2 separate regions of the Homo sapiens genome follow, and region 2 is linked to region 1. Evidence: chromatin loops called from intact Hi-C (ENCODE). Cell type or tissue: CD4-positive, alpha-beta T cell. All regions are shown on one strand. Each heading gives the region's core, and the rest is flanking DNA. Links, peaks and the distances in the headings are about the cores only. Region 1 has its middle 35 kb from the start of LINC02946. Region 2 overlaps NCK2 (NCK adaptor protein 2).

Region 1 (15,937 bases), core at 4,339-12,338:
TGTCTGTAGTTTCTCAGTAAGAAGTGAGACCCTGTGCATTCAATACCTGTAGACAAGAACCTGCCAATTCTGATGCCAGAGACTCAGGCAAAACCATTAGGGAGCGTCTGGAATGTTTTTAAAGCACTGCGTCCCCTCCCAGGGAGAGTTAAATGCTATCATCGGGTCAGTGCTGGACACCGGAGAGCACACAGCTATGCTCTCTCGTTGAGGCACTCTCATCCATATGCATTCTCTCACCTTAGAATAAATGACACCCCTGCAGAATAGGTCTTCGCCAGACTGTTTACAGAGCAGCGGACACGGGAAGCCCATGAATACGGAGGCAGCATCGCAGTGAAAGACGGTGGGGTGCGGTGTGCAAGGAGAGCCTTTGAGGCAGTCAGGAAAACACCAGGGTGTGAGGGGTGTCGTTACGGTTTGCAGATGACAAAGGTGGCAAGGGAATCTAAAAACCTCCAAGCAAGGGCGAAACAACCATTTGCAGAGAAGTCTTTGAGCTCTAAATGCCTCGCTGCCACCTCATACTCTCACGGAATTGATTTCCGCCCCTTGGAGAAACTATTTGCTGTGACCTACTTTTTCACATGAAAGACCTCACTAAAGTGTTCTTTTCTCTTCACTGAAGGTTTGAAAAAAAAAATTCTTTTTCTAACTCTTACACATCCATGCTATGGGTGAGGACGCCTTAGCTAAGAATGCCCTACCCAGCGCTGTCCCGTAGGACTTTCTGTGACGATGGAAATGTTCACTATCTGTGCTGTCCGGTGTGACAGCCATGGCCACATGTGGCCACCAGGCACTTGAGACACGGCTGCTAGCATGATGGAGGAACTGAATTTGAAATTTTATTTAATTTTAATTAAACTTAAATGTAGCCATATATACTAGGGTCTACAGACCAGGCCTTCGCATTCCCCTATCAAAAGAGTTCCTGGTCATGTTGTTAAAGTGAAAAAAGAAAGGCAAATTGTAGTGTTATATATTTAGTATAAATATATACACCCACCCCAAACAAAACAATATATTACATTTGTGCATAAAAATGCTTTTAAATGCACAGAAAAATGGCTGAAATTATACCCAACAGACCAATATAAAAAAGGAGAACAATTTACAAGTGTTTTCTTGTAAGATATATCTTGGGTTTTATTTTTTTTTTCTTGTGGTCCAGTTATCGTGACAAATCCACCTGGATCTAATATCTAAGACCACAGAAGCTTGAGAACAGGCAGACCAGCTGTAAGACTTTTTTTTCTTTTCTTTTTCTTTTTTCTTTCTTTCTTTCTTTTTTTTTTTTTTTTTTTTTTTGAGTTGGAGTCTCACTCTGTTGCCCAGGCTGGATTGTAGTGGTGCGATCTGAGCTTACTGCAACCTCTGCCTCCCAGGTTCAAGCAATCCTCCTGCCTCAGTCTCCTGAGTAGCTGCAATTATAGGCACACACCACCACCCCTGGCCAATTTTTGTAATTTTGGTAGAGATAGAGTTTCACCATGTTGGTCAGGCTGGTCTTGAACTCCTGGCCTCAGGTGATCCAACTGCTTAGGCCTCTCAAAGTGCTGGGATTACAGGAATGAACCACCATGCTTTGTCATAAGACATTCTTTTTAAAGAACCCAGAGATCCTCCACAGCAGGTTGTGGGACAAGCCAAAATGCACACATGCATCCATGTGCACCAAGTCGCGTGGAATATGCTGTTCTCAACCTCAACTGTGCATCAGAATTGCCTTTTCAAAATATCCAGAGGCTTTGCATCCCACCCCAAAGATTCTATTTCAATTTATACAGAATGGTCCCAGGGCAATGGTATTTTTGAAAGGCTGCCGGGGTGATTCTATTGTATAGCCAGGGCTGAGAATGCCTGAGCTGGAAGCAGCACATAGAGGAATACCCAGCAACAGGGAGCCGCAGAGCTGGGAACGGCCGAGTAGGAAGATGCCTCAGCCCGTCAGCCACTGTGAGTGAGGAGCAGGATGCAGAAGGACCTACTTGTCTTGGCCTCATGGAGAGAAACATGGCATCTGAACCATGGAGAGCCCCAGGGTTTCATCCTAGTCTCTGGGTACCCTCGCTTCTTAGGTAATCTCTCATCTCCTGTGGCTTTAAATTATGAATGCCATCTCCATGCAGTAATTGAAAATCCTCAGCCAGACTGCGATTTCCAACTTCCTACATGCCATCCCTACCTGGATGTCTAGCCAGCCTCAGCCATCACACAGCCACACTTGCATGACTCCTCCATCCCGAGATCCCCTCTCTCAGACAATAGCCCCGCCGTTCTGTAACTGCCCCCTCCGGAAGGTGTGCAGAGCACACTGAGCCCTCTCTTTCCCTCACACCTCACATCGATTTTATCCTCAGGTCCTGCTGGCTCTAATGTTGAAATATATTGTGACCAACCCCTTCTTACCAACTCCATCCCAGCATGCCGGCCCACACTGCCAACATCCTCTGAACATTGTACCAACCCCCAAATGCATCTCCAGTGCTCCTTCTCTCTTCCTCCTTGCAGCAGAGGCCACAAACAGCAGCCGGAAGAAACTTGTTAACTCAGCCCTGCGGCTCCATAGGTGAGCATGCTCACCCTCCAGGGGCTTCCCATCCCCTCAGAGCAACACCTGGTGACACGCTGCGGTGCACAGGCTCCGACACCACCCGGTGTCGCTCCCTTCCAGATCCACCGCCTTCTACTCCATGCCTTTCCCACTGAGTCCCATCACAGGGTCTCCCTGTTGTTCTTGAATATTCTCTCCCCCAGAGCCTCTGCACCAGATTGCACACCCCTCCATCACCAAATTCACCAAGATCTCTGCTCAAATCCCACCTCTTGGAGTGGGGTTTGGGGGGCTTTCCTGGCCCTTCAATCTCTATCAAGAATACTCTCCCTCCCCTACCAGCTTTCCTCTGCGGCCTCCTACCTGGCCTTATTTTTCTACCCATCACTTATGGCTACCTAAAATTACTGCTTGTTTTTGTTTCTCTGCCTCCTCCCCTGTCCTCCCCTGGAATCTAAGTCCCTGCAGGACAGAAGGTGCCTTGCAGCTGCACTGCTGGCTCCTGGAACAGGGTTGGCATGACCGCGGCCAGGCAGGTGCTCCATGTGTGCTGACTGAGTCTTCATTAAAAGCTGCACAACAAACACAATGAAGTGTTTGTTAATTTAACTTTTTAAAATTATGGTAAAATAGATGTAATATGCAATTTCTATTTTTGACATTTTCAAGAATACAGTTCGGTGGCATTGAGTACATTCACTTTGCTGTGCATCTATCACCACCATCCACCTACAGGACATTTTTGTCATCCCAAGCTCTGCACCCATTAAATGCTAACTCCCCTTCTTCCTCCTCCCAGCCCGACACCCACCCCCCACCATTCTACTTTCTGTCTCTGTGAATCTGACTACTCTAGGGATGTTAGGGACGTCATACAAGTAGAATCATGCAGTATTTTTCCTTTTGTGATGGCTTATTTCACTCAGCGTAATGTCCTCAAGATTAATCCATATTGTAGCATGTGTCAGGGCTTCCCTCCTCCTCAAGGCTGAATAATATTCCACTGCATGTCTAGACCACATTCTGTTCTCCCATTCAACTGTCAATGGACATTCGAATTGTTCTCATTCAACTTGCAGCCACAGTGCTTGCAAAATATGAAGTACGAACAAAAGGATACAGGGCGATCCAGTGCGATCCAGTGTCACCAAGAGCCCCAGTTTTCCAGGAAGCCAGCAAAGCAGGACATTCCAAGGGTCCCTGTGGAGGCCTTGGGGCAGCAGGGTCAGAACTGAGAGGCCTGGATGTGTGGCAGGCACGGAATGACCGATTTCATCAGTAGCATTACACTGAGTAATCACCAACCACCAACTCCTTCAATTACTACCACAACGCGGCTGAGAAGAGGAAGATCTGAAGAGGAAGAGAAACGTGTGGTCTTCTTCTGCCCTGGTTTGAGGCTGAGGTGTCCCTGGTAGCCCTGAGGGGCCTCCTGGCTGTCCTTGGCAGGTGTGGCTGTCCTCACTGGCCACTGGCTTTCTCCTTACACCTACCCAATGCCCCCCATGAGGCTGACTCCCCCTTCTCACCTTTCCCTCTCCCCACTCACCTGCCAGCCCTTCCCATTAGGACCCCAGAGCCTATATGAAGGAGCAAACGGGCTCACTGTTTTATTTCTTTAAAACTTAAGACCCCATGAAACAAAGCAAGGTCTGGTCATATTGGGTTGTGTCACAGTTTGAAAAAGGCAAGGTCATGTCTGCAAGAATGACTCTGCTGCTAGGAGGGCAAGAAGGCTGGGATGGCCAGGCTAGAGATGTGTGGTGGGAATTTGGGGAAGAGAGGTTGGTTAAGGAAGGGAGAACCAATGGTGAAAGGACTGGAAAGAAGACACACAGGGAAAGGTGGTGTTCTCTACCGAGGGGAGGCCTGTCTTGGGTAGGGCTTAGGAGTGAAGGAAGGGGGATGTCTCATTCAGCCTCCATTCTGAATACCCTCTAAGTTATCTCAATAGGACACGTGGCTCCTCAAAGTGAGGTCTATGGGTAGGGCTGGTCTCTGACTGTCTGTTACCAGCCCTCAATGAGAAAAGCACAGAAATGAGAGTCAAGTGAGTAGAAACTTGTGCCTTTGGCGTGGCTGCAGCAGCCACTAGCTGCAATCAGTGGCCTTGGCTTGTGGGTGGGTCTGAGACCAGGGCAGGTGCTGTTCAGCATGTGCTGAGATGCAGGCAGTATGAGTCACGTGCTGTCAGGGACTGTTGGACCTTCAGGGGTCTGGGAGAGGTGGAGGACACTGGTTTTCACTACAGCCGGTTTGAGGAGGTGTGCCCTGAGCCATGCTCCATGACCCCGCACACTGGCATCTCCTCCAGAGCCTGTTCCCAACCTGGGCACCAGGTGATGTCATTGGCCTGCATTTCGGGGCATATGTGCACAAAAGAGACCTCTGTCCACCCTAGACTCACATTCTACCCAATGGGGGGAGCCTGGGACCAAGGCGATCTGAGGAAACAGCAAAGTCCCTCCTCCAATTTCCTCTTGCTTGAGTGTTCTCTCTGAGTAGAATGGGGGGAGGTGGGGTGGAAATGTCCCTATTTCTTAATCCCTTTAATTTATTTAAATTGGTCTCTCTCCACACATGCAATTGAATGTGCACAAGTTTGTATGTATAATTTGACTCCACTGTAGAAGTTACCACCCAAGCAAAAACCAGACTGATCACGTGCTCAGCAGGAACCAGGCACTGGGATGATGGCTTTGCAAGAGCTTTGACTCCTCACATCGAATCTGTGAGGAAGGTGCTGTTACTATCATGCCCACTTCACACATGGGTTTTAGCTCTTCCCACCAACTGTTGTTGGTTGAATCGTGCCCTTCCCCTTCCCCTATGTACACCTAGTAATATATGTTCAAGTCCTAACCCTTAGTACCTGTTAATGTGATCGTATTTGGAAATTGAGTCTTTGCAGATGTAATCAAGTCAAGAGGAGGTCATTAGAAAGGGCCTTGATCCAGTATGACTCACGTCCTCATAAGGAGGAATCTGGACACAAACACACAGAGAGGGAAGACAATGTGAAGAGACGCAGGGATAAAATGGCCATGTGCAAACTGAGGATTAAAATGATGCATCTACAAGCCCCAGAATGCCAAAGCCTGCAGCAACCACCAGGAGCTAGAGAGGGGCAACGAAGAACTCCCCTACTACTTTCAGAGGGAGTGTGGCCATGCCAACACCTTGGCTTCAGACTTCAGCCTCCAGACTGTGAGACAATCCATTTCTGTTGCTTTAAACCACCCGGTTTTGGGGATTGGTTTGTTTGCTTTCGTTTTTGTTTCTTTGCAGCGTTAGCAAACGAATGTACCCTGTGCCTGGATATAACCAAGTAACCTAGGCCTGGCCAAACAGAGTCCCTTAACCACCCTCTATCCACTATGATTATAGTTCAGGAAGGAGCAAGGAAGTTGAGTTGATTGGAAGCATCATAGCTTTTTCCATAACTGCAGGGAAAGAGAATTTATTTTGATGGATTCCTCAACTGCAAATGTTGGCTCCAAGCCTCTGTCAATCACCTGGATCCAGCCACACCTAAAGTCATGACACTTTTAGCCACATAAGCACTCAATTCCTCTTGTCTTTTTTTTTTAGCTGGATTTCTCCCATTTGCAACCACAGAGTGATGGCTTTAGATAGTCTGCATAGTCAGCAAGGCTTTTTGGGTGGCGTCTGACCTACCAGCCACCTTCCCTCTGCTCTGCAGGCAAGATCCAGCTTATCGCAGGAGGACTACAGGAACCTCACACTGCTAAGCCACCAAGCTAAATTACCGTGGAACAATGTTGCCAAAATAATAGCCTCTCAGAACAGCTTGATGTCTTTTTCTTCATATGGTTTCCCAAGCAGGATATGAAGTTGGCATCATTATGTGATGAGGGATTTACTCAGCAGGACCAGGAAGGGGTAGGGTGGGGTGGGAAAGAGCTGTGGCTCTGCAAGGGAACCTCCAGGTTTAAGTGCAGCTCCCAGACAGTGATCCACGTGTGCTGCCCTGGGCCGGAACTTCCACGCACGTGCAGAAGCCTGTGCACTGGTGAGTGGGGAGCAGAACACCTGTTGGCAAATCAGCCTCTCTAGACCTTGCTAGAGTGGCAATTAGGCCTTCTCTGAGAGCAAAACAAATTATCTTAATAGATATGTAACCCTCAGATCCTATTGGAAAAACGTTAGATCATTGGGGGACTATGTATTTTTAATCAAAAGTTGGCATTTTTATAAAGAGCATGTGATTTGACCATTTTTAGTCTATGCCCTCAATGCAATTTAAATATGACATGCTGAGCATACACTCAGTTTTGTTCTTAAAAGAACAAACCTTGAACCTGGCTAGAATTCAGTAATTTTTTTCTTTGAACCAACAATGTTGAGAACTGAATTTTTGAAATATATGTATAAACCAAAACTTACCAAAGGGAGAAGCTTATTTAATTTCAACCAGCTCTTACTGCGTGTCTTCTAACACAGGGCTTAGAAAACTAAATAATCTATGGCTCTTGTTCTTGCTCTTGAAAAGCTGCCAGTCCTTGGTAAAGCCTAAGAGACCTGAATTTTGGAAAAGCATTTTGGAATGCTTTTAGTTGCAAGAAACAAATGAACAAAACTAACCCCAAGGAACATAAACAATACAGGAAATTTAAAACTCACAAAGACTTAAAGCCTGAAAATAGATTTGCCTTCAGGTGAAGCTTGATCCAGGACCTCCATGACCCAATTTTTTTCCATCTTTCCTGTTTTCAGATTTCCATTCTTGGCAATGTCCTCTCCTCTCTCAACCTCGGCTTGTCCTCTCAACCCCTTTGCTAGCCTGCTCCCTGGGAACTAAGAAGGGGTTCCCAGAGAAGGTAATGCTTAGAATTTTGAGGCAGAATGTGCATGGGATTGACAATAAAGAAAGCACATTCCAGAAGGGAGTATCCTTCTCAAAGGCAAGAAGGAGTGAAGCCACAGGAGAGTCAGGGGAGCTGCAGGTAGTTTTTATGCTGCTGGAGGAGAGAGTCTACTTGAGGGACTAGCAGTGATGGATGCTCAGGGGTAGGGAGGAGGTAGCAGGAGGAGGGATGGGGACCATGAGCTCTGTTCTGAGCGGAGCTGAGGTGGAAGCACTTTATCCTGAAGACGATGGAGAATAATTCTAAGCTGCGTATGCAAGGATGGGATCTGCACTTCAAAGTGAAAGCAAAAAAGACCAACTCAAACAATAAGAAAGTGTATTATCTCATAGAACTGCAAGTTCAGAGGGAGGGTGGGTCCAGGCTTGGCAAGATTAGTGGCTCAAAGATACCCTCAAGGACCTAGTTTCTTTCTGTTTCTCTGTTCTGCCACTTTCTGTGTGAGCTTCAGCCAAGGTCTGGCTCCCGGCATGGTTGCAGGATCGCAGCCAGAGGCAGGCAGGGCCATATGTCGTTCCCAAACCCATCCAATAATGGAGACAGAGAGGGGGCGGAGAGAAGGAAAGGGAGAGGAAAAGGGAGAGAGAGAGGTTCCAAAGGGGCCCATCGGGAACAAGGAATCTGAGTGGGAAACCAACAGTGCCCTTCTCGAAGGCTTTCATTTCCTTCTTCAACACCCAGGGCCTGTTGTATTTCGGAATTCAGTACTTTTTGGATTTCAGGAGGGTAACAGAGTGCCTGTACCTCATCTTTTAGGAGGGTAACAGAGTGCATTAGACCCCACAGGGGCTCTGAGGTGCTGACCCCACCCCACCACACCAATGACTCTGCATAAAGGGCATGGACGCCAGGTGCCCTGCTCAGTCAGGGCAGGCTTGGCAGCCCGGGGGCCACAGTGTGCGGCGCGTTCCTTCATTCTTGTATGGACCCCAGTGCCCAGGACGTTCCTTGACTGCTCTGTGAGCAGGGGGAGGAGGGCTGGAGGGAGCGGGTGGGGGGGCAGTCAGAGAGGTGATTTCTGAGGCTATGGGGACGTGCCAGTGGGTTGCGAGATGGTCTGAAGGAGAACAGACGCGACGGGAGTGGGAAACTGTGGGGACACGAAAGAGATTCCAGAGAAATGAGGAGGCAAGGGTGAAAGAGGATTACCTGGAAAAATCAAATAGCAGAGTCCTTCTTCTGCCACTAGAGGTCATGAAGAATTAAGACTAAGTCACTTAAATTGGTGAGGTGTTTGCAGTTCCTTTCTGTGAAAAGATCTCCAGGACAAAGAGACAAACAAAGAGATTTGTTGACGTATTTCAGATCCAGAACGATGAGCTACACACTTTCTGAAATCCACAAGTGTGTGTCTCGTAAGCTCCTATGAGTGTGGTCTTTCTTAAGAGCTCAAGCTCCCTCCGGTCTTGAATTGCCTTGACATCACACACTCAGGTGGGCCCTGCCTCCAAGCCCACCTTGTGAAAACAGGGACGGGGGACCGCCACTAGGGAGAGAACGTGAGAGTTGGAAGGGGCCCAGGCCCATGGGAAGTCCAAAGTGGGCTGTCCAGGTAGGGAATCTGAGGCCAGTGAGGAAAGAAGGACTTTTCGAGGCCACAGAGCTGTGTGGGGCAGAGGTGGCACTAGAGTGAGTTTCCCTGGTGTGAGGCCCAGGCTCTGTCCTCTGCATGATCCGGGGGTGGGGGACGCTGGAAGCCTGGTTGACTAGAAGGAAAGACAAGCCAGAGGCCAGTGCTACTCTCCACTTCTGCCCTTTGCTGAGCTGGCCCTGACCCCTTCCAGGCCTCAGGGCCTCCTGCTGCCCTGACTTAAAGCTCCGTTTCCCACGATCTGTACAGATCCTGACTCACACCCTCCTCTTCATGTCCTTGGGCTACTTTCTCTTTGACTAACAGTTTTAAATTTTTATTTATTTTTATTTTTGATACATAGTATTGTACACATTTATGAGGTATGTGGAATATTTTTACATGCACAGAATGTGTAATGATTAAGTCAGTACAAACATAAGTTAGAAAGAAGAAATAAGGTTTTTTTTCTTTCTTTTTTTTTTTTTATTTGAGATGGAGTCTCGCTCTGTCGCCCAGGCTGGAGTGCAGTGACTTGATCTCGGCTCACTGCAAGCTCTATCTCCCAGGTTCACGCCATTCTCCTGCCTCAGCCTCCTGAGTAGCTGGGACTACAGGCGCCCGCCACCATGCCCAGCTAATTTTTTGTATTTTTAGTAGAGACAGGGTTTTACCATGTTAGCCAGGATGCTCTTGATCTCCTGACCTCGTGATAAATAAGTTTTTTTAGTAAAGTAATTCAAACTTTTCGATTCGGGGTACATGTGGAGGTGTGTTACAAGGGTATGTTACATGATGCTGAGGTTTGTGGTATGATTCATCCCATCACCCAGGTAGTGAACATAGTACCCAATAGGTACTTTTTCAGCATTTGTTCCTTCCCCTTCGTCCCCCCTCTAGCAGTCCTCAGTGTCTATTGCTGCCATCTAAATGTTCATGAGTATCCAGTGTTTAGCTCCCACTTATAAGTGAGAATATTTGGTATTTGCTTATCTGTTCCTCCATTAAGTCACTTAAGATAATGGCTTCCAGCTGCATCCCTATTGCTGTCAAGGATCTGATTTTGTTCTTTTTTATGGCTGCATAGTATTCCATGATGTATAAGGACCACGTTTTCTTTATCCAGCCCACCATTGTTGGGCACCTGGGTTGATTCCATGTCTTCGCTATTGGGAATAGCACTATGATCATCATACGAGTGTATGTGTCTTTTTGGTAGAATGATTTATTTTAGATGAAATAAGTTCTGAAGCTCAATAGCAGAGTAGGATTACTATATTTAATGACAATGTATTGTATATTTCAAAATACCTAGAAGGGAGGGTTTGAAATGACCCAATACATAGAAATGATAAATACTTCAGGTGAGGGACACGTGATGATTGACTGTCAGTTTTGAAGCCTGGTTTTGCACAAACACCTCACCCCAACTGCAAACACTGATAAGGGCGGCTTCCCATCCTCAAAGGCTCACACCTGCCCATGTCTTTCCTGGTGTGAACCTGTTCTCCTGCTGCATCACACAGCTGGCCTTATAGGCCATTTTTCTGGATTTTTGTATCGTGTGATGCTGTCATGGGCCACGCTCCTCTCTGCCCCAGCCCAGGTGCAATGCCAGGGAGATCACCTGAGATGACAAGCCTGCATCCTGCCATGCACATGGTCCTGTCTGATGGCTCATTTTGGGGCTGAAGATACAGGCTTATTTAAGGTGGTAGCTAACATCTTTACCCCGAAGAGGTCCAGGTTCTTCCTTTTGGAGCCTGAGAAAATAAACAGTTTTAAGAGTAAGCATGTGGGCAGGGATGCCTAAAATTGAGTCAAGAAAATTAAGCTGGAAGAAAGCTTATTCATATGCAAGGAGTATCATTAGGTCCATTGGTAATAAACTAATAAAATGTTCTATAAATACTCCATGAGAAGTATCCACTGGGCATCATCAGGTGGTCGGTCTGTGGTAGCTCCTGGGAAGCTAAAGGACTAATGGATTTCATACATGTTCCCATAAAACCCGGAGCTCATTTCCAGGATGAGGAAGAGCCAACAGAAAGACTGAATGAGGCCAGGCACAGGGACAGGCGCTCTTCTCTCAGGGGCGGCAGGCCCATTCAGAGCAAGATCTGATCGCTATAAGCCCTTTATCATAAAGGAACATATCATAAAGGATATGGATAAATTCGTTTTTGGTATCAAAGTTTTTTTTGTTGCTGCTTTCAGCGTTTTATTAACTCATATATGTGAAAGCTCTTCATGGGGTAGTGAATAGAGTATTTTCCACGCTGTGATTTGTCTGGCAATGGGAGTGAAAAGTAGCATTATTAGAAAAAAAAAAAAATCCCCTAAGATCCCTGTCAGAGTTTTTTTCCCTTCTATGCTATTTTCTGTTTTTTGGTTTTTTTTTTTTTTTTTTGGCAGTAAAAAAAAATCATCGTTCACTCTGATGCAGAGAACTAAGGAGAATTTTCAAGGTAATTTTTATCTGAGGAAAGAAAAAAAAAAAACACCGTGTAAATCACTTGGAGGTCATTTTTTCCCATGCCTTGTTGAATCTGTTGAGCCTCTCCCAGTCCTCTGGCAGCCTTGAAGAAGTTCCTGAAGACTCAGTTCTTACATTTCTGCCAGTGGTGACTTTATTCAAACTTGGAACCTTCCACTCTTTCGTAAGAGTGTACGCACAGTTTCCTTTTGTCCTCATGGAATGTTGCTGCTCCCCCCAGAAAGGACTGCCAAGCAGCAGCCCCTCAACTTGCAAAGATGCGGAGGAGCCTGTCTGCAGGGCTTCCGTCAGCTTATTTTTTACTTTGGGAAAAAGTCTGTGCCCACAGGCCTCTCCTCCTCCCTCAGTCTCCTTCCCTTCTTTCTCTGACCCCTGCTTCCCTGGGACTCCGCTGAGCTGGCCTGTCCACTTTGCCTCCTTGAAGATGGGGCACTCGTAAGACCAGCATGCTGAGGTTGACCCACTGGCACCACGTGACTTCAGCATGGTAGTTTAGTAAAAGGCCAGCTCTCCTTAGGAATGATGGCGGAGAGGGAGAAGGTATGGAAAACACAGAAAACCCCACCCTGCACCACTGAAGTGGAGATAGAGCAGCCACAGAGAGTGGATGGGCAAGGACTCTCCTCTGGCCTCTCATGTCCTGGGCTTCAGGGTCCCCATGACAACTGTCCATGGGCACCCACACACCCAGGAACCTACAGGTGCTGGGATTGGACCTCCAGGCAGGCCAGTGGTTCTCGAGCTGCATGCTCAGCACCCTGGAGGGCCTGTTAGAATACAGAGGCCTGCACCCCACCCCAAGTTTTCAATTCAATAAACTTGAGGTGTGGCCCCCAGGTGTGCACTTCTGACAGCTTCCCATGTGCCGCTGAGGACCCAGGTCCAGGGACCCCCTCACTTGGAGAACTACTGGGGTTAGCAAATAAGGCAGAAAGTAGGTAAGCAGAAGTCCTGGTTTGTTTAACCTGCATGATGAATTGTTCAGTGACGACTCACTGCAATTTCTCGCTCACTTTCTGTATTTTATACCTGAATTTCTCTTTGTCAAGAACTGGGAAGGGCCTGAGATTGACACTCCTTGCAAGTTAACCTGTTAACTGGCACAGTTTCGAGAATGCTGGCAGAAGACACAAGACGCCTGGGATAGAGGCAGAGGACAGTTTGCAACTCACAGCCACAACAGCAGCTAGGGTGTCAGCACTTGCACCAGTTTCCAAAGTCATCCCTCAGGGTGATGGTGGCACCTGCACCGTTGTGGGTTGTGCTGTAGAAGAGGAGCCTCGTGCTTAGGGAACCTAAGTCTTTTCTAACAGACAGTATGCCTGCCTGACTGTAACCTTGGAGAGAGACATTTCCTTATTACACTGACAGTAAAAATAACAACAACAACCACCAAACCAAATCAAAACAAAACAAAAAATTTTAAAAAAATCTTTTTGTTCCAGGGATAGATATTATCCCCATATATCAAGGCTATTGATGTACAAACATTCTTAAAATATAGTCTGGAACAAAGGCATCAAACACTTCCACTCTCAAGACGTGCAAAAACCTGAGACCCATGGAGAATTATCTCCAAACATCCTTCTACTTCTTCTCATTGGAAATTACTAAAATGCAAAATCCCCTTAAGGCTATCATGGTAGGCAGAATAATACCTCTTCCTCCCCACAAGATGTCCACCTTGAAACCTGTGAATATGCTACCTTACAGGTTTATTAGTTTCCCTTGGCTGCTGTAACAAAGTACCACCAGCTTGTTGGCTTAAAACAAGAGAAATTTATTGTCTCACAGTTCTGAAAGCTGAAAGTCTAAAATCAAAGTATAGTAGGATCAAGCTCCCTCTGAAGTTTCTAAGTGGGGATCTTTCTTGCCTCCTTTCATGCTGATCATTCCAGGAGTTTCTTGGCTCATCAATGCATCATGCCAGTCTTTGCTAGTGTCTCCATATGGCATTCTCCCTGTGTGTCTGGGTCTTCACATGGCTGTGTACTTATAAGGACACCAGTTGGCCAGGCATGATGGCTCATACTTGTAATTCCAGCAGCTTGAGAGACTGAGGCAGGAGGATCTTGAGGTCAGGAGTTTTGAGACCAGCCTGGGAGACATAGTGAGACCATGTCTCTACAAAAAAAATGAAAAAATTAGCTGGGTGTGATGGCATGCTCCTGCAGTCCCAGCTACTTGGGAGGCTGAGGTGGGAGGATCCCTTGAGCCCAGGAGTCCGCAGCTGTAGTGAGCTATCATCATGCCATTGCACTCCAGGCAACACTCTGGGCAACAGAGTTAGAACCTATCTCTAAAAAACGATAGAGAAAAGACACCAGTCATACTGGTTAAGGGGCTCACCCTACTCTAGTATGATCTCATCCTGACTAATTACATCTCAGTGGCCCTATTTCCAAATAAGGTCCCATTCTGTGGCACTAGGTGGGGGGTTAGGACTTCTTTTCTTTTGGCCGGGGGTGGGGGGGAGATGCAACTGGACCCATAGCACCTGACAAAGAGGAATTAAGGCTGCTCATCAACTGACCTTAATAAGGAGATGATCCTGAATTGTTGGGGTTGAGGAACAGTGTAATCATAAGGGTCCTTAAAAGTGGAAGAAGGAGGCAAAGAAGGTCAGAGCAACGCAATGTGAGAAGGACTTGGCCTTACATTACTGGCTTTGAAGATCGAGGAAGGGACCATGAGCCCAGCAATGTGGTGGCCCCTAGAAGCTGGGAAAGACCAGCAAACAGATTCTCCCCGGATCCTCCAGGAAGGAAGGCCATCCTACAAACACCTTGATTCTAGCCTGGTGAGACCTCTGTGGACTTCTGACCTGCTGGAATAGAACATGATAAATTCATGTTGTTTCAAGCCACGACATTTGTGATAATTTGTTCCAGCCACCATAGAAATCTAATAAACCCATCAAGCACAGCACAGTTGAGGTAGCACGACTTTATGGCTGCAGGCTGTTTCCTCTATTTTCTTGGATACCACAACTTAATATATTTCACATGGTCATTGTTTGCCATTTCTAATCCCATGACTGTAGTACGTTTATAACTGTTTCTGCATTTCACAAATAAGGGATTTTGCTCAGAGAGCCGATTTCTCTTTGCTTACTTCTTTTTCCCTTATTTAGAGTTTTGCATTTCTCTGTACCATTTCCAGGTGTTTGAACTCACAATGACTACTTTATCTCAGGCTTTGCTTCGCTTCTCAATTAAAATTTTGTGTTGATAGAAGATAGGAGTGCTTGCTTGTTTAATATCTGTTTATCTAGCTTGATGATGCCATGTTTATATAATAGGAGCTCTGGAAATTAATCAATATTTCTAATGAAGCAACACCCCACTCCTCCGTAGGTGTAATAGCTGGAAAAGTTTGAGATGCTTGCATATTACAACCACTCTGGCCATAGATTGTATGTATGTTAAGTGCTTCCAGGGAAGGGACTGGATCTCACTCACCTTTGAATTCTCTTAAGTGTGGAGCCTTGAACATTTTAGACTCTGACTGAATAATTGATAAATGATCAAAGATGGGGAGAGTTGTTTTCTTGAGATTTTTCTGTGTTCTGGAAGCTTTTATTTGCTGTATCTCTGTATTGTTTTCCATTCCCCTGCCATCCCTCCAGTTACCTCATCTTTCTGTAACTAAGCTTCCTGAGACAGAACAAAGTCCTGCGGGTGTGGTCTCATTAGAGGCTCTGAGCTGTGAGGTAATGCTTCTCTTCATAATGATGCCTTGTTCTTACCTGGCACCTTACTAATAAAATTCATAGCTGGTGAGGAGCATGTACACACACACACACTCACACACACACTCTCACTCCCTTCGAAGAGCTGAGCAAAAGTAGGTTACCAGTTCCCTCAGAAAACATAGAATGCCAGTCAAGCACCCTCATATTTTTTTCAAGGGACCCCTTCCTTAATTGTCCAATATGTTTCTAAAGAAAACATAATATTACCTTGAAATGTTAGAGTGTCTTTCCTCTTGGGTCTCAAAGGACAGGTGGAAACCTGAGCTTATCTCTATAACATCCCCATGAGATCAACACTCCTGCATTTGAATGCGACCTATTTAATTGGAGTGTAAGGCAGGGAAAGTCCCCCAGAGAGTGGAGATTTCCATGAAAGAATGCCCAGGAATATGGCCACTGTGTAGGGAAGACTGAAGCACAATTTATTTGAAGGACAATATAATTTTTCTAGAAGAATCAAGTAATTACTGAGAGATGTCAGATGATGAGATTTCTGGAACTCTTAGGATGTTTTGGAGTCAACTATAGCTTGCCACTTACTTCACTTGATCCAGAAATGTACAGTTAAATGGCCTCAAGGTTAAGTGGAGGAGAAGGAGGATTTGGATTTGCACAGCAGTTTCCAAATCAAAGCTGAGGTGTCTGAGTTCAGCCTGGAGTGGATTACACT
Region 2 (15,937 bases), core at 2,891-10,890, 180 kb after region 1:
TTTGAGACAATTTTGGAAGCTGGGGTGCTTACGTTGCCAAATTGTTAGTGAAGACCGAAAATGCCATGATGAGAGAATGACATGTACTAATGCATGCACGCTCATTCATTGTTTGCAAAGTCCTCTTCACATACACCATCATATTTAATAGTCGAATAACATGGTGCACTTGGTTCTGGCCCTCATTTCTAGGTAGGAGACTGGGGATGACAGAGCTTGAATTTAGGTTAAGTCCTTCTGCAGGCCATACATGAGGAACACCAACGTGTTGCTGGGTAGAGTTGTTTTTTTGTGAGGCAGTTTACAGAACACAGTGTCCTTGGGTATCTGCCTTTGCCGTGTCGCAGCTGTGTGTAGATATTGGTGGAGCAGATTCTGGATGTGAGTTGACTGAGGTTGAGCGGTGTGAGGGGAGGCCGGCAGGAGCAATGTCAGTCTCTCTTGTCCCCACATCCTGGTTATGGGCCAGGGTTACCCTGGAAAGCCTCCTCAAGTTCAGAAAGCTTATTCCTGTTTAGTGCGTGTATTAGTCAGCTCCAGCTGCCTTAAGAGAATAACACACAGAGGCCGGGCGCAGTGGCTCACGGCTGTAATCCCAGCTACTCGGGAGGCTGAGTCACGCGAATTGCTTGAACCCAGGAGGCGGAGGTTGCAGTGAGCCAAGATCACACCACTGCACTCCTGGGTGACAGCGTGAGACCCTGTCTCAAAAGCAAACAAACACACACACACACACACACACACACACACAAAACAACAACAACAGAATGGGTGGCTAAAGCTGCAGACATTTATTTTCTCACAGTTCTGGAGGCTGGAAGTCCATGACCCCGGGGCCGGCAGGGCTGGTTTCTGGTGAGTGTCTCTTCCTGGCTCGTCTTCTTGTGTCCTCACTCACGTAGCCTTCCTTCTGTGAGTGCACTGAGAGAGAGGTCTGGTGTTTCTTCCTCTTATAAGAACATCTGTCCTGTTGGATGAGGGCCCCACCCTTATGGTGACCTTTTTTAACCTTATTTATGACCTTTTTTAACCTTAATTGCCTCCTGAAGCGTCCTGTCTCCAAATATAGTCACTTAGGGGTTAGGGCTTTACCATATGAATTTAGGGTGGACAATTCAGCCACTCCCAGTGTGTCTGTCTAGGTTCCACAACAGGGCTGATGCTTTTAGGAAGACCTGGTGCTCCCATCATCCAGATCTGGGATCTCTGTTTATTTGGGGACACCTACCAGGGATGGTTAGAGTAGTCACAAGTAAGGAGGGAACGTCAGCTCTTTATATATTGGTTGTAGCACCCCATAACAGGGAACAAGCCTTGGTGCTGGCCTTCCAAAGGCTGGAAAGGTTTTAAGTAGAGTGATTGAAGAGAGAGAAAAATCTTGACTTGATTTCATTTATGGAAACTTCTCTTCAACTTAGGTAGGTAGACACTTATTTGGGGGTTGGTTTGTCTTTAATTGAGACCATGATAAAATATCAGTGATATGCAAAGGAAAGTTTTTTCTGAACCCTGGATGAAGAGAGCAAAGCAAGAGGTGGGGCCAATGGCAGCCAGGGTGGAGAGGCCGTCTCCTCTGAGCCTGCCATCTCTGTGATCGTGCAGTCTTTGCCACATGAGCAAACATCCCTTAGCAGAATGTGCATGACGGTGGTGAGGTGCACCCTGAGCGTGGCTGGAATGTTTCTGACCTAGGCCATTTTGCCTTGTTCAGACATAAGGCAGGGGCAATGCCTGCATGACTGACCTCCCTCTAGCTCCAGATCTGTATGTTCATTGATGCTTTGTTTGCTCATTCATTCACATTCATATGAATTATCCAAGTTCTTAGTGGTCATTTCCACCATCCCAAACCATTTGCAGCTTCTCCTGCAACCTGCCCGCCTTCTCAGTTATATTCCCCATCACCGACTCACTCGGTTATCCTTGAATTCTCCCTCAGCTCCCAACTAGTTATCAACCCCTATTGATTCTACCTCCAAAAGATCTAACATCTCAGCCCTGCTGTCCTTTTTCTGTTTCCCCTGGACATCAAAACCACTTTTTAACCATTCCTGCCAATCCATCCCAGGGTGACTGCACCCTGACAGTCAGGTCTGGCCATGACCTGCACACGGTGGCTCTCCATCGTACTTGGGTCAGTGACTCAAGTCCCCAGCATGGCAGTCATGGGCTTGCACGACTGGGCTGCCTCTCTGTTTCTCCCAGCATCTAAATATCCCCTTCCCCATATACACACATGCTGAGCTACAAGTCATCTGTGGCCACCCACTGATGGTTTGCTAATTGTGATAACAAAACTAAGTTTATAATCAGTTTGTTTTTAAAGACTCTCTCCACTGGGACTGGTTCAGGGTTCTCCTGTGCAGTAATGGCAGGGCTACCCCACTACAGCTTTGCATGGAACTGAGCATGGGCCCAGCTCTCTGTCATGGGAGGAGAAGAGACTAACTGCAGAAAATGGTGCGTATGTGTGTTTTAATATGGACTGTCTCCCTGCAAATGCCATTTGAACTGATGGATTGTCAAGAGCAGTGCTGACCCCTTGAAATACAATGTGAACCACAAATGCAAGCCCCAGATGTAATCATAATGTTCTGGTAGCCACATTAAAAATGTAAAACCAAACAAGTATTATTAATTTTCATCCTATATTTTGCCCAATATATATATAAACTCTATGTGTAATCAACATAAAATGTAATTAATAAGATAACTCATATTCTTTTATTTGCGTGAGGGCTTTGAAATTCAGCATATAGTATATACGTTTACTGCACCTCTTGGCTGCCTCTCGCTGCATTTTGATTGGCCTTGGCCACACGCGACTAGTGGCAGCCTTGTTGCGGAGTGTGAGTCTATACACTTTTCATGATTTAAGCCTCATTTGCTGTCTGTTTTCCAAAGTTGAGATAGCTAAAGAGACAAAGTGGAAACAATGTAGAATAATTATAATGGTCATTATTATTATGCTTTACTGGGAAAGGTGTAACCTTTTTAAATATGAGGAGTAATGTCATCCTTCAGACACTCAGCACATGATGTTTTAGAGCACTAAAATCAGATTCAGTTAAAACTAATATCTATCATCAAAATACCTTGTTCATTTTACAAATATCTTAAAATGTGGTTTGAATTCTAGAAGTTACCAGTGTAAAATAACATTTTTGTATATCAGTATTCAACACATTTCCTTTTAAAAAATGTGTTCAGCACCATAGGAAAGGTAAAAAACAACATTGTATACAGTGATGGGGTACAGGTGTTATTTTGTTACATAAATTGCCTAAGGGTGAATTCAGGACCTTTATTGTATCCATCACTCAAATAACATACATTGTACCCATTGAGTAATCTCTCATCATCCACCCCTTCCTACCCCATCACCCTTCAAGTCTCTGGTTCCGTCTGGATAATGGCCTCCAGTTCCATCTGTGTTGCTGCAAAAGATATGATTTCATTGTTTTTTTATGGCTGAATAGTCTATTTTCTTTATCCAGTCATCTGTAGTATTCATATTTCTGATAACATGTTAAGTACAAGCTAAAATCATGTATTTTTAAAGTGAACATTAGCTTCTCTCCCACACGGACACAGACACACACACACACATTGTAATCACTGTTCTAAGCACTTTCCATGTAATAACTCATTGAGTCCTCACCAACAGAACGTGTGGTACTTTCTGTTTGTATCTTCATCGCTAAGGAAAGGGAGGCACTGAGGCTGCCATGTCTTAGGTTCCACAGCTAGACTCTGACCAAGCTAGCCACCATCCCTTCATTAAGATGTATCTGAAAATACATAAAACAGAACTGTAAACTTTTATTATGGTGTAAGATTTGAGAAACATTGATGGAAAATCATTGATAGGGAGTGTAGCTTGCATACAGGTTCATTCTGGGAACGCCTTATCAGCCAAGTGGTTGGGGAAGGCCCTGGACTTTGGAAGGGCCTAATGAATAACTGGTACCTTGGAGGAGGGGAAGCCTTGGATGGTCATCACTGAGGACCATTGGCCTGGCTGCTCCTCTCCCCCAGCCCCCTTGCTATGTTCCGTAGGCTGGTGGTCCTCCACCTGCCCAAGTCTCCAATTCTGCAGGAAACACCAGCATTCCCTGGGGAGAACCGCTGCTGGAGGGAACTGCAGTGGCACTGGATGAGGGGGAGTATTTTCTGTTGTAGTCACAGTGTATTAGCTCAAGTGGTCATGCAGGTGCCATTGTAAATGCCTGTGTGATGTGCCTCTTCATCAGTAGCTGTGTGGTGGGTCCCCACCCTTGTCTCCTCCACACTGGGGGCTGAGAAAACAGGAGTGTGTGTCTTCTCACTCTTCCAAGTGGCCCCCGGACTTTTGTGCTGTTGGAATAGCTTGCACAAGGCCATTTTTGCTGCTTCTGTTTTTCCTTAATGAGTTGCTGTTGTTGAAGTGAAGGTAGGCAGGTAGGTTCTTGCTGAAAACCTTGTAGCAGGACATACCAAATCCTTTTCCTTTGTGCTTTTATGACATCTGGGAAGGTCTTGAAGAATTCCAAGGTGGCTTTGAAATCTGCTTCTGAGGTTGTGAGAGAGGCCAGGTCAAGTCCAAATGTAGATTCTTGGGAGACTGCTGCTACAGGTCCTGATGGGAACTCTGACACTGGCTGCTCTTCCAAGTGAGTTGTCTGTGCCAGCTTCTCGAACCTACCCTTTTGTGTTAGGAGGGCCACTGGGGCCATCAGAGTGTTGAGCAGCCCTCCCTGGAGCAGATGGGACTGAGATAGGACGGTGAGTCTGGCGTCTCTGTTGGGAGAAGCTCCTGCATGTTCCAAGTTTCAGAGGGGCTGCAATTTGGGCAGTTTCTTTCAACTCACAGGTTTAGATTTGCAGTCACACTACCTCTCATGTGGCCACTTCTACACGTAGCAGGTTCCAGGATATGTGGTGGCAAAGAATTGTTTACTTCAACATGCTTAATTTCCCAGCAATGGTGGGGGCAGCCAGGAAGTGAGAAGTGAAAAGTAAGTTAGAAAGTGGTGAGATCACAGGGAGATGCCTAGAAAGACGCCCATGCCCATCTTAGAGGACAAAGTCCATCAATGTCTCCTTCGATTTTCCTTAACGGTTATGTCTCCCATTTAATATCTTAAGAATTTTGGTTGCGTGTTTAAGGATGTCTGCAAGTCAACAAATATTTTAATTATGTCACTTATGAGCCTGGCTACAGGAGAGGAGAGCAGTTGCTGTCTCTTTCATGCTTTCCCTCTCATCAGCTGTCTTCATTTTAAGGACAATCACTTTAAAAGCTTGTATTCCTGTTTGTGTGTGTCTGTGGGAGGTTGGGGGGAGCTGCTGCATTGGTAAGAAAGCAGCTCCCCCAACAACTTTTTTTTTTTTTTTTTAAACTGCTCTGCATGATGGAAGCCAGCTTGGAGACATTGACATAAAAAGCACAAGCTACTTGAATATTTTTAAGAGACCAAGAAATAACAAGGGATTCAGGGAGTTATTTTGAGACAGTTTTTGGGAAATTTAATATAGGTGAAGAGTGAATTTTCATCAAACGATTAAAAAAAAGTGAAACAACCTTGGTTGCAGAATCTAGCAAGATGGTTATAGAAACAGATTTTTTTTTTCCAGCCATTTCCATTCTTTCTTTCCATTCTTCTGGTTCTCCCCTCACTTTTTTGTGTGTGACTCCCCTCACCCCGTCTCTCCCGCCCTGAACACCATTTATCTTAATAGTGTGTGTGTTTCCCATCTGTCTTTGTTACTGCCCTCATATGACTTTTCTTTTATGTGCTTCTGTTATTGTCTTCTTAGGAGCTTCCTAGCTTGGATTTAGAAGGTTCTCTTCCCTTAAATTAAGCCATCTGTCTTGCTTCAGTTCCCTTTTCGTAGTTTCCTTACTAGGTCTATTTTACATGGTTCGGTAGACAAGACCCAGCGGTAACTGTGAAGAAATGGTGGCATTATCATCTTTTTTAAAAAAGGAGGAGGGTGTCAGACATCGTGCTGTTGTGATTTTCATTTTGAAGCTTTGCTGGGTAGAACTAAAGTTCAGTTGATTGATCACCTATAGATTAGGTGTCTAGTGTTGAATTTGTTGCTTCTTAACTTGATTGTGCCGAGCACCTCATCCCTCAGCCATCCCAGTGGGTGCAGCCGATTCCGTCTTCCATAAGAAGTAGGTTCTCCTTTCATGAGTGCCTCCGGTTGGTGAGGGTTCCATGTGTAAGGAAGAAAATATGTTTTCAACACATTGCACGTTCATGCGTGTGGCTTCTCATTCATTTTAGATCGTATTAGTTATTAGACCTAGATTGGGAAGTAGAAACAATTTACTTGTGCAGGTACACGAATACCTTTTTAAATGTTAGTATTTTGAGAGACTTCATTGAGACCCGAACCCATGCCTATAAATTCGTGGTTCTCAGCTGGGGCAGTTTTGCCTAATCAAAGACATCTGTTTTCTTAGCTCAGAAGCCTTACGTTGGTGATTGTCTACAGAAGAAAATTTGTCTTTGTTGTTACTAAGGTTCATAGGATTCTAGGTTCAGCCTGATAATTTTTGAGCTGGTCACATATGTTAGCTTTTGAATGTTTAATTTCCTTCTTTGTATAGTTCTAAAATAAACTCCTCAGGGGAGAGAGACTAAAAATATCACAAATTAGACCTTACGAAGGGAAAAGGAAAGGGGAAATTCTAATCTGGCTGTTAGTCGCTGACTTCCAGTGTCTGCAAAGCTGCCTGTTACCTGGCCTAGCATATGACGTTGCTGTCTGAATGTTCTTTTTTTCTTTAAAACAGGCCCTTACTTGATCAAGTAGGATCAGCCTAGAGATGAAGAGAGCTGTCAGTTAGAAGTTCCCTTGGTCTTCTCACTGTCTGCTTTGTTTAAATTATTTCCTGTTCCATTATTCTTCCTTTTGACTTTGTTGTTTCTTACCCCTCTCTTCCTGTGCTGTTTCTAGGATAAACACGAAATCATCACTTTGCATAATTTTGAGCTTTCCTTGGTGGAGATAGTTAAAAGTACAATCAATCTTTCCCTTTCTTCAGTCATCCTATCTCATATGGACTGAGAAAGACCTGTGAGAAATTAATAGTAATTCTTTGCACAGACTGGAAAGTTCTGAAGTTGCAACTTTGGAACGATGTGTGTTTCTCTTATTACTTGCACACCTTGTATCATTTGATTCTAACTTTGTCAGGTAGAGGGAGGCCAGTGTTGTTAATTATCCCTTTTTTAGATGAGGAAAGTGTGGGTCCCTCACCAGGGCACACTGACTGGCCCACTGGGGTCCTGTGGTGAGTGGCCATGGGGGAATGTCAGGCCCAAGCAGTGTGGTATGTGGGATGGCCCAGCTCCAGAGCAGCAGGTCCTGGACTTCATTCTGGCTTTGTATTGATGTTATTGAAGTCCCCTCGTCCCTCAAAACATTTGCCTTCACGCAGTGACTGCTTGGCTTTCCATTACAATGGGAGCTGGATTCAAACAGTATCATTCTGAACTTTTTATTTTTTGAGACGGAGTTTCGCTCTTGTCACCCAGGCTGGAGTGCAATGGCACGATCTTGGCTCATCACAACCTCCCCCCTCCTGGGTTCAAGTGATTCTCCTGCGTCAGCCTCCCGAGTAGCTGGGATTACAGGCATACACCACCATGCCCGGCTGATTTTGTATTTTTAGTAGAGATGGGGTTTCTTCATGTTGGTCAGGTTGGTCTTGAACTCCTGACCTCGGGTGATCTGCCTGCCTCGGCCTCCCAGAGTGCTGGGATTACAAGTGTGAGCCACCGCGCCTGGCCCCATTCTGAACTTTATTAATGGCTCATGTAAATCTGAACTTCAACAATCTTGATTCTTACGAGGAATAGAGATGAGTCTCCTTTTCCTTTGCTACTAATTTGGCTAAAATTGCATAGCGAAGTTTTAAACTCTCCTGACCTCTGTTTTGTCTTCTGTGAAACTAGGGGTTGCCTGTAATGTACTTTCACAACCTTTTATAGCCCCAACTTTCGCTGTGTTAAAATTGAGATGGGACAGGTCCTTGATTATTAGGGATTTTTTTTTCTTCAAAGTGGCATGGGATGAACTGATCTATGTGTAAATTGATGTTGCTGTTGCTTTTCTCTGAGTGTAGTTAGGAGGGCTGGAAGTATATGGGTGCAGAGATGTAGAAAGGCTACGTTGTTCATCCTGCCACCGACAGGTCAGACTGTTCTCCTGGCTATGTTTTCACTCAGTTGTGTACCTGCAGTTCATACCTACATAGGACCAGCCATGGGCCAGGCACTGTGCTGGGTGCCGTGGGAAAACCACAGCAAACCAGACAAACACCAGCCTTTGGGGAGCCTGTAAACCAGTGTGGAGATCTTACAAGCTCACAGTCCACTGTAATCTTAATTAACAAGTATGGAAAATAACTTTCGCCATCTCTGGGTGGGGGAAGCACATATGGGAAGTCCCCCTCTAACCTCTAACCCAACCCCCAAGGCCAGGCAGAATTCATTTGAAGCATTCTGGAGGATAATATTTTCTTCAAGATCCTCAGAAGCTCTTCAGTGCACAGGCAACTCCCAGATACTGGAATTGTCACCTGAGCTGAGACATTCCACATGCCAGTTGTAAGCCAGGTCTCCACCACAGCTGGGGTGAAGCACCTCTATTCTCTCATGCCAGGGTGGGTGTTATTATTCCAGGGCCTGGATGAAGCTCAGTTAGTTTGCTTAGGATGAACACATGATTTGTGGGTCAATTTTCAGGTAATGTGAACTCTACTTACATGTTGTTTATTGCTTGAGAGCTTTATCTCTTAAAAATGAGTTAAACTACTTGGCGCTTTGAGTGGAATGCAGGTCTCAGGTAGCACACTAATACTTCCTTATTTTTTTTTAATTGATAATGGCATAAAGCCATTATGCCATCACATTTGATATAGAGATGTAAGTAATTGAATCACATTACTTCTCTTGGATTAGTAATGAATATTGCACATCAATCCTGTGCACACATTTTACAGGTTTGTTTTATCCTATTGATGGTTTCATTTGAACTGTGTTTGGAAATTTAGTTTATTTCTTACTCCATTGTAGATGTTTGTTTTTGTTGTTTTTGTTTTTTTTTTTTTTTGAGACAGAGTCTCGCTCTGTCACCCATGCTGGAGTGCAGTCGCTTGATCTCGGCTCACTGCAACCTCTGTCCCCGGGTTCAAGCAGTTCTTCTGCCTCAGCCTCTCGAGTAGCTGGTACTACAGGTGCGTACCACCATGCCCGGCTAATTTTCGTATTTTTAGTAGAGACGGGGTTTCACCATATTGGCCAGGCTGGTCTTGAACTCCTGACCTTGTGATCCACCCGCCTCAGCCTCCCAAAGTGCTGGGATGACAGGTTTGAGCCACTGAGCCCGTCCCGTTTTTGTATTTTTTAAATGCAGTGTTTGAAATTCTTGACTTCTACACAGTAGTCAAGACTGATACTTCTACCCAGTACCCAAATTACTGTACTGCTCTGACAGTAAGTTGTTACAAAACTATTTTCCAAAGGTTGGAACTGATTTCAGGGTTTACATTTAAGCTTTGTTTAACATCTGAAACTGAATTAATGCTAGCATTCAAAACTAGTAAAATCATTATTAGTGATTCGTCCTCTATTTGACACTGAACCAGCAGACATTTCCCTTAGCTTTTGGTGACATGGATTAAAGTAAAATGGTTTTGGTGATTTACTATAGTTAATTAGTGATAGACTATAATTAATGCTTAGTGTTTTGAATGAACTTAATTTGCAAATAATGATAATTTAAGATCTGAGTTTGATAAAATTTTAAAGGTTGATCGAATACCTAGATTCCTGGTTCTTGGGCCTTCAGAAGGAGAGAATTTCACGTGTTAAGTCCTTATTTGGTCTTATTCAAGGGAGCAAGATTTTTTGTTTGTTTATAAACACATGCAGTATATCGTTTTACGTATTCAAGTACACATAGTACGTTCTCTGGGGAAAGCAGAAAATTGTATTGCATTTCAGCCATGTAATACCCTCACGTTCGTGTATTAAGCTGATCAATAGGGGTATTTATTTCCTTTTGTTGAGCACAGTGTTTTAACGTTTCCAAAGTGTAATTTGTTATTGTTGAAAGTCAACCATGTTACCCTATGCATACAGGCTTTTATATAATAAAACATATGGTATATATTTTTAAGTAAGCGCTTAATTTTAGAATAGATTTTAAATTTACAGAAAAAGTTTCAAAGATAATACAGAGAATTCTGATATAAACTGTGTCTACTTTCCCCTGTGATTCACATCTTACGTTACTATAGTACATTGGTTACATCTAATGAACCAGTATTGGTACATTATTGTTAAGTCCATAGTTTATTTGCCCTGACATCCTTTTTCTGTCCCAGGATCCCATCCAGGGCACGTTTCCTTTAGTCTCCGTAGCGCCTCTGATCTGGGACAGTTTCTTAGACTCGCCTTGTTTTTAATGGCTTGACAGCTTTGAGGAGCAAAACTGCTTTTCAGGTGTTTTGTAGACTGTCCCTCAGTTGAGAGTTGTCAGATGTTTTTTCATGATTAGTGTAGAGTTACCGGTTTGGGGAGGAAGGCCACCGAGGTAATGTGCCATTTTGTATCAAGGGTCCATGTGATCAGCGTGGCTTATGATGGTTGATGTTGATCTTGATCACCTGGCCCAGGTAGTGTTTGTCAGGGGACTCCACTGTCAAGTGACTCCACTGTCAAGTGACTCTTTTCCCTTCTTTCCATACTGCTGCAGTCTTTGGAAGGAGGTCATTTAAGGAAGAGGGAGTTCAGCTGTACCTCCTGTAGGGGTTGTATTTACATTAGTTATTTAGAATTCTATCTGACAGATTTATCTATTCTCCCAAAAGGGACCAAGATTTTCAGTGGGGATAGAAGGCACTGTGGCACAGACAGCCCCTTGGCACTGTTGCGGAGGAGGTGATAGGATAGGATGGTGCCCCAGCATGGGGTTTCCAGAATGTGGTCCTGGGCTGTGGAGAAATGCAAATTCCGGGGAACTGCCTGACTTCCCGCGTGGGATAGGTTGGTCTGGAATTCTTCCTGTTGCACGAGTTCCCCAGGTGATTCTGATGCATATTCAAAGTTGAGAGCCTCTGCTGTGGATTAGCACTTGAACCCCAGGTGTGCCGGCCAGGAGTCAGGCCCTCACCTCCATCCTTGCCGTTCACACCTCTTCCCTGCTGGTGGCACCTAGCTCTAAGGCTCCCCGTGTAACCACTTCTCCCACAGTTTTGACCACCTCTTGGATCTCTCCATCTGAGGCTCCCTTTGTATCAACCAAGGGTCTTTGCTTTCTGGATAACTTCATCCTTCTTTTGGTGGGCCCAGAGTTCCAGTGAAGGGAGAAACCAGTTACAGCTGAGAACCCTATTGTGGAAAGGCCAGTCAGGGCCAGAGTAGGGAGGTCCCTAGATGCCAGGCTTCTCTGAAAATGGTTTTGTCACATGTGAGAGAGAGAGAGAGGCAGAGACACCGAGACCCCACGTGGACTGTGTTCAGGTTTGAGCAAATAAAAAATCACCGAAAAATCTTCATAGTTTCTACATGTGTCATGCCTTGCGCTTTGGGACACCCCTAGCTCTTGGGCACATTCCCTGGTTGAAGTGGGAGGGCAGTGGCCTGAAGAAGTTTCTTTGGGATTGGGATCTGGGTGGCCCTCATCCTGCTTCCGCCTGAGGAAGCCCTGGTCTGTGACTGGGCTCAGGAAGTGGTCCCGACCCAGTGTCTGAGGAAGGCATTCTCCTCTCATAGATGGGGGCCAGAGTCTGCTGTGAGGCCATGCTGGTGTGCCTGCCCGCCCACCCTACTGGGCCTCTTCTGGGCAGCAGGGTTGTGCCCTACCCGGGTGCTGGGAGGTTTGGGTGTGTATGGGAGCGGTGGTATGGACGGGGCAGGCGTTGGCTCAGAAGCTGGCGTGGGGAGGGTCTTGAAGTGGTCATTTTAACTCCTGGCTGACTGACTTCCAGAGAATCTTTTTTTGGGAGGGAGAAGAGTGGCTCACCTTTCTCTTGGGTACAGAAAAAGTCAGAATTAAGGCCATTAGCCTGTTTCTCTTTCTGGTCACTGCCTTCTCCCTCCTAGTGATGGGACGATTCCAGGCTTGGGTGGAAGGCCAGGTGGGGGGACACTACTTCCTGCTCCACCCTTCCCAAACCATTATACACAGATGAGAGAGACTCTGTTGTATTCATTCACATAGATATAATTTATAATAATGCATTTTGTTTATTAAAAAATGACTGGGCCAGGCAGAGTGGCTCATAGTGGCTCATGCCTGTAATCCCAGCACTTTGGGAGGCTCAGGTGGGAGGATTGCTTGAGCCCAGGAGTTCAAGACCAGCCTGGGCAACATGGCGAAACCCTGTCTCTACAAGAAATACAAAAAAATGAGCTGGGTATGGTGGCAAGTGCCTGTAGTCCCAGCTACTTAGGAGACTGAGGCAGGAGGATCACTTGAGCCTGGGAGGTCCAGGCTGCAGTGAGCCGTGATCAGGCCCCTGTACTCCAGCCTATATGACAGTGAGACCAAAAAAGACTGAATACAGACATGTGCGCTGACCCTTTTGAACATTATTTTCTTTTCAATCTCTGCCTCTGTGTTACAGTTTATGTTTTCTCTTTTGTCCTGCGGATTTTTGATACATTTTAAAAATATCTTGTCCTTTTTCTAAGTTTTTGCGTTGACTACAGTTGCAAGTGTGGGTTTTGGTGGCTTTCTGTAGATGAATCACTTGACCTGAAAACAAGGACTTTCGCTTTGCTAGAAAATTAAGGACAGAGTTTGTGGAATGCACTGCTCTTGGGTTTTCCTTAGAAGAAGCTTGTGAGAAGCACAGTTTCTGTGCGTAAGAGTGGGCTTAAACCAGGTGATCTCCGAAGATTTCCTTCAACTCTCAAGTTGAAAGAGGCCTTGCCGAGGAAACAGGCAGCTAATGGGCAGAGCATCAAACCAGGGGGGGTCTAGGTCCAGGCCCGGGCGCTTCCTGCTGTCAGACTGCCTCCTCACATCAGCAGGCATTCCTGGGATTCACAGCAACAAAAGAGCCCTCTGCTTTGAAAGGGGTTCAGTCTGTCTCTTCTGTAGTCTGGACTCTGGAATCTAGAGATTCGCTGAAGCTCATGTCCCAGGGTCTTGACGTAGTGTGAAGTTCTGAGTGATTTCCTAAAGACGGTGTCCTGAACCATGGGCCTGTGGTGGTGAGTGCATGGAGGATATCTGTGAACTTTGGGGTGGGAAAAAACATCCTTATTTCCACCAGCTTTTCACTGAAATTCAGTATTTCCTTCCTGCATGAATGTAGGTAGCACAGCCCATAGCATTTACAGTCATCAGAGAAATGGTCACTATTTTCCTGTTACATAATAGTGATGCACGTGTGTTGAAAGAGTGACTGCTTTTATCATTGCTCTCAAATTATGGTTGTTATTAGCACTGCTGCTACCCTCTCGTTTGGTGTGTTAATAAGGAAATACGTAGATTACTATGTCTCAAGTTTGTTTTTAAGTAATATATTAATAACTGTGTTCCACATAGTTGCATAAAATGAAAATCACTTAAAAGCAACCTGAGGCCAGGCGCAGTGGCTCACGCCTGTAATCCTAGCACTTTGGGAGGCCGACGTAGGCGGATTGCCTGAGCTCAGGAGTTCGAAACCAGCCTGGGCAACACAGTGAAACCCCGTCTCTACTAAAGAATACAAAAGAATTAGCCAGGCGTGGTGGTATGTGCCTGTAGTCCCAGCTACTCAGGAGGCTGAGTCAGGAGAATTGCTTGAACCCAGAAGGCAGAGGTTGCAGTGAGCCGAGATCATGCCACCGCACTCCAGCCTGGGCGACAGAACGAGACTCTTGTCTCCAAAAAAAACAAAACAAAAGCACCCTGAGGAGGAGTCCCTAGCCCTCACCATTCTGCCAAGGGGAGAGCGGGACCTCGCCAGGGACCAGGTGTCACTGCGTCCTCTGATGACCGAGCTGCTGGGACCGAGGCTGCTGGCCAGAGACAGTCTACACAGGCATTGCAGAAAAGTAGCTCAATTTTGCTGCCTAACAGAACTCTTTCCAGTCATGCAGTAACGACAAAACATGCCCCAAGTGGGTAAAATGAAAACCTGTTCTCAAAAGAGAATATAGAAAGAATTTTATTTAAATTGGATAAAAGCCTAGTTGTTGTTTTTATAAATTTTATTTAATTAAGTTGTCACAGTGGGAAATATTCAATTTGTTAGTTGAAAAAAATGTAAAATTGTGTTCTGGGATCTGTGATTATTTACTGTTACAGCAGTGGGGTTGGGGTTGGGTTGTGCATTGGGAACTTAGGGGTTTATAATAACTTCCAGTATCAGGACAGTGTAAATGACTTAAAATCTCTTGTGTGAAAAAGTTTGACTTTCTGATTCTCAGCCGTGTTGTGGCAAAATGGTCCCTGGAGTTTTTGACCCTGTGTTTAAAGAAATATGCTATAAAATAAAAAATAATTTGGAAGAAGAATTGGCTCAGACATTACTTTCATTGTGCCTTCTTGCATGTGGAACTATAAATACCAGCTGCTAGAAGTTCCCTTACGATGATGGACTGTGTGAAGGTACATTCTTAAAGTATTCATGTGTCAATAATAATAGCTGATATTTATTGAGCACTTAACGTGGCTGAGCATTTCATATGTGTTGCCTAATTTAGTCCTCTCTACAACCCCACGAGGCTGCCCTCAGCCCCGTTTAACAGATGAGGTAGCTGAGATGGAGAAGCTAAGCAATTTGTCCGAGTGCTAGTCCTGGCAGCTTCGCTTTGCAGAGCTTTCACGTGGGTGCATGCTGTTTGCACGCCTGTGCAATGATCCTTGGTGTGGGCCACAGCCTTGACCCTGCAGCACCTGCTGGCCTTCAGCACCTGTGGCACCACAGCCTTGACCCTTCAGCACCTTTGCATCCGCACCCTGCAGGTTAAGGAGAGCCTGTGGGCAGACATCCCACATTCTTAATTATTTTAGCCCCACAGCTCGAGTGGAAATGCTTCCTTCTGCAGGGCTGTCTGAGCTCCACATGTTTATCGCCGGCCACCCTCCTAGGACTGCATCCCTGCAGGAGCCTGCAGCCTGCTCTGCTTCGAGGCTCAGCCACAAAGCTGCCTCAAAACCTGATGGCCTGCCTCATCTGACTGAGACAGGTGAGCAGGAGGCAGAATGATACTGGTCACTTGGCTCTGGTCTTCCCAGGTGGGGTTTCAGCAGTACCAGGTAAAAAGATCTCAAAGTGCAAACCAAACACACAGCTGCTTTATGGAGACCTAGATTCCTGAGATGTATTTTTCTGGCATTGCTTTTTCTTGGTGTGAATTTACTTTTAAAGATAGAGATAATATACTGACTCTTAAGCATAGTTTTTGAAAAGCGAGATGCTTCCTGTAATCTCACCATCCTGAAAGAGAAACTTTTCATATTTGCAGCTCATCCTTGTAAGTATTTATAACTTTTGTATAATTTTCTATTCTTCTCACTCTGAATATTTTTTCCACTTTACTAGTTTTTCAAATCCTTTTTTTCCATGTTGTGTGATATCCCATGGAGTTGAAAGCGCCACACTTGCATAAGTAGTGTGCTCATTTGGACATCTAAATTTTTGCTCCTGTAGACAAGGTGCCTGTGTACGTCTCTGGGTATATTTCTCTTCTTCAGTGGAACCATTTTTTTTTTTTTAGTGTAAATTCCTTGGAGAGGCATTGCAGAGTTACATGGTATGGACATCTTTATGGCTCTTGATGCATCTTGCCATAACGCCCTTACAAAGGGTTATGCCAGTTTTCAGTAGTGTGGAAGTATCAATTTCACCCAAATAATACTGCTTTTGAAAGTCAGTGTAAATGGTCCCTCCATAAAGGCATTTTGGATTGATCTATTCTAGAGGACCGTGTCTCAG

What was found. Hi-C counts contacts between places; a loop is a spot of excess contacts. Peaks named below come from ENCODE experiments on the same cell type or tissue, not always from the same donor. Only the 100,000 strongest peaks of a DNase experiment are listed, where the experiment ranks them.
Region 2: a loop joins it to region 1, with 2.8 times the contacts of the local background. A loop is called at or near these places in 40 of 110 quality-filtered maps.

Annotation. Positions count from the first base shown.
Region 1 is chr2:105,567,887-105,583,823 of GRCh38, forward strand. No RefSeq gene overlaps it. Among named protein-coding and RNA genes, the nearest start is that of LINC02946, 35 kb to the right of the region's middle. RefSeq lists an enhancer at 8,644-9,542. In CD4-positive, alpha-beta T cell, for the core only: CTCF peaks have their summits at 8,611 (motif pointing right) and 8,812; a DNase peak (open chromatin) is centred at 8,675.
Region 2 is chr2:105,749,318-105,765,254 of GRCh38, forward strand. The region is part of intron 1 of NCK2 (NCK adaptor protein 2); the gene reads left to right. Among named protein-coding and RNA genes, the nearest start is that of NCK2, 12 kb to the left of the region's middle. RefSeq lists enhancers at 11,735-11,814, 12,706-13,551. In CD4-positive, alpha-beta T cell, for the core only: no CTCF peak of the experiment used is centred there; DNase peaks (open chromatin) are centred at 4,934, 6,764 and 8,404; H3K4me3 peaks cover 2,518 bases; H3K27ac peaks cover 6,070 bases.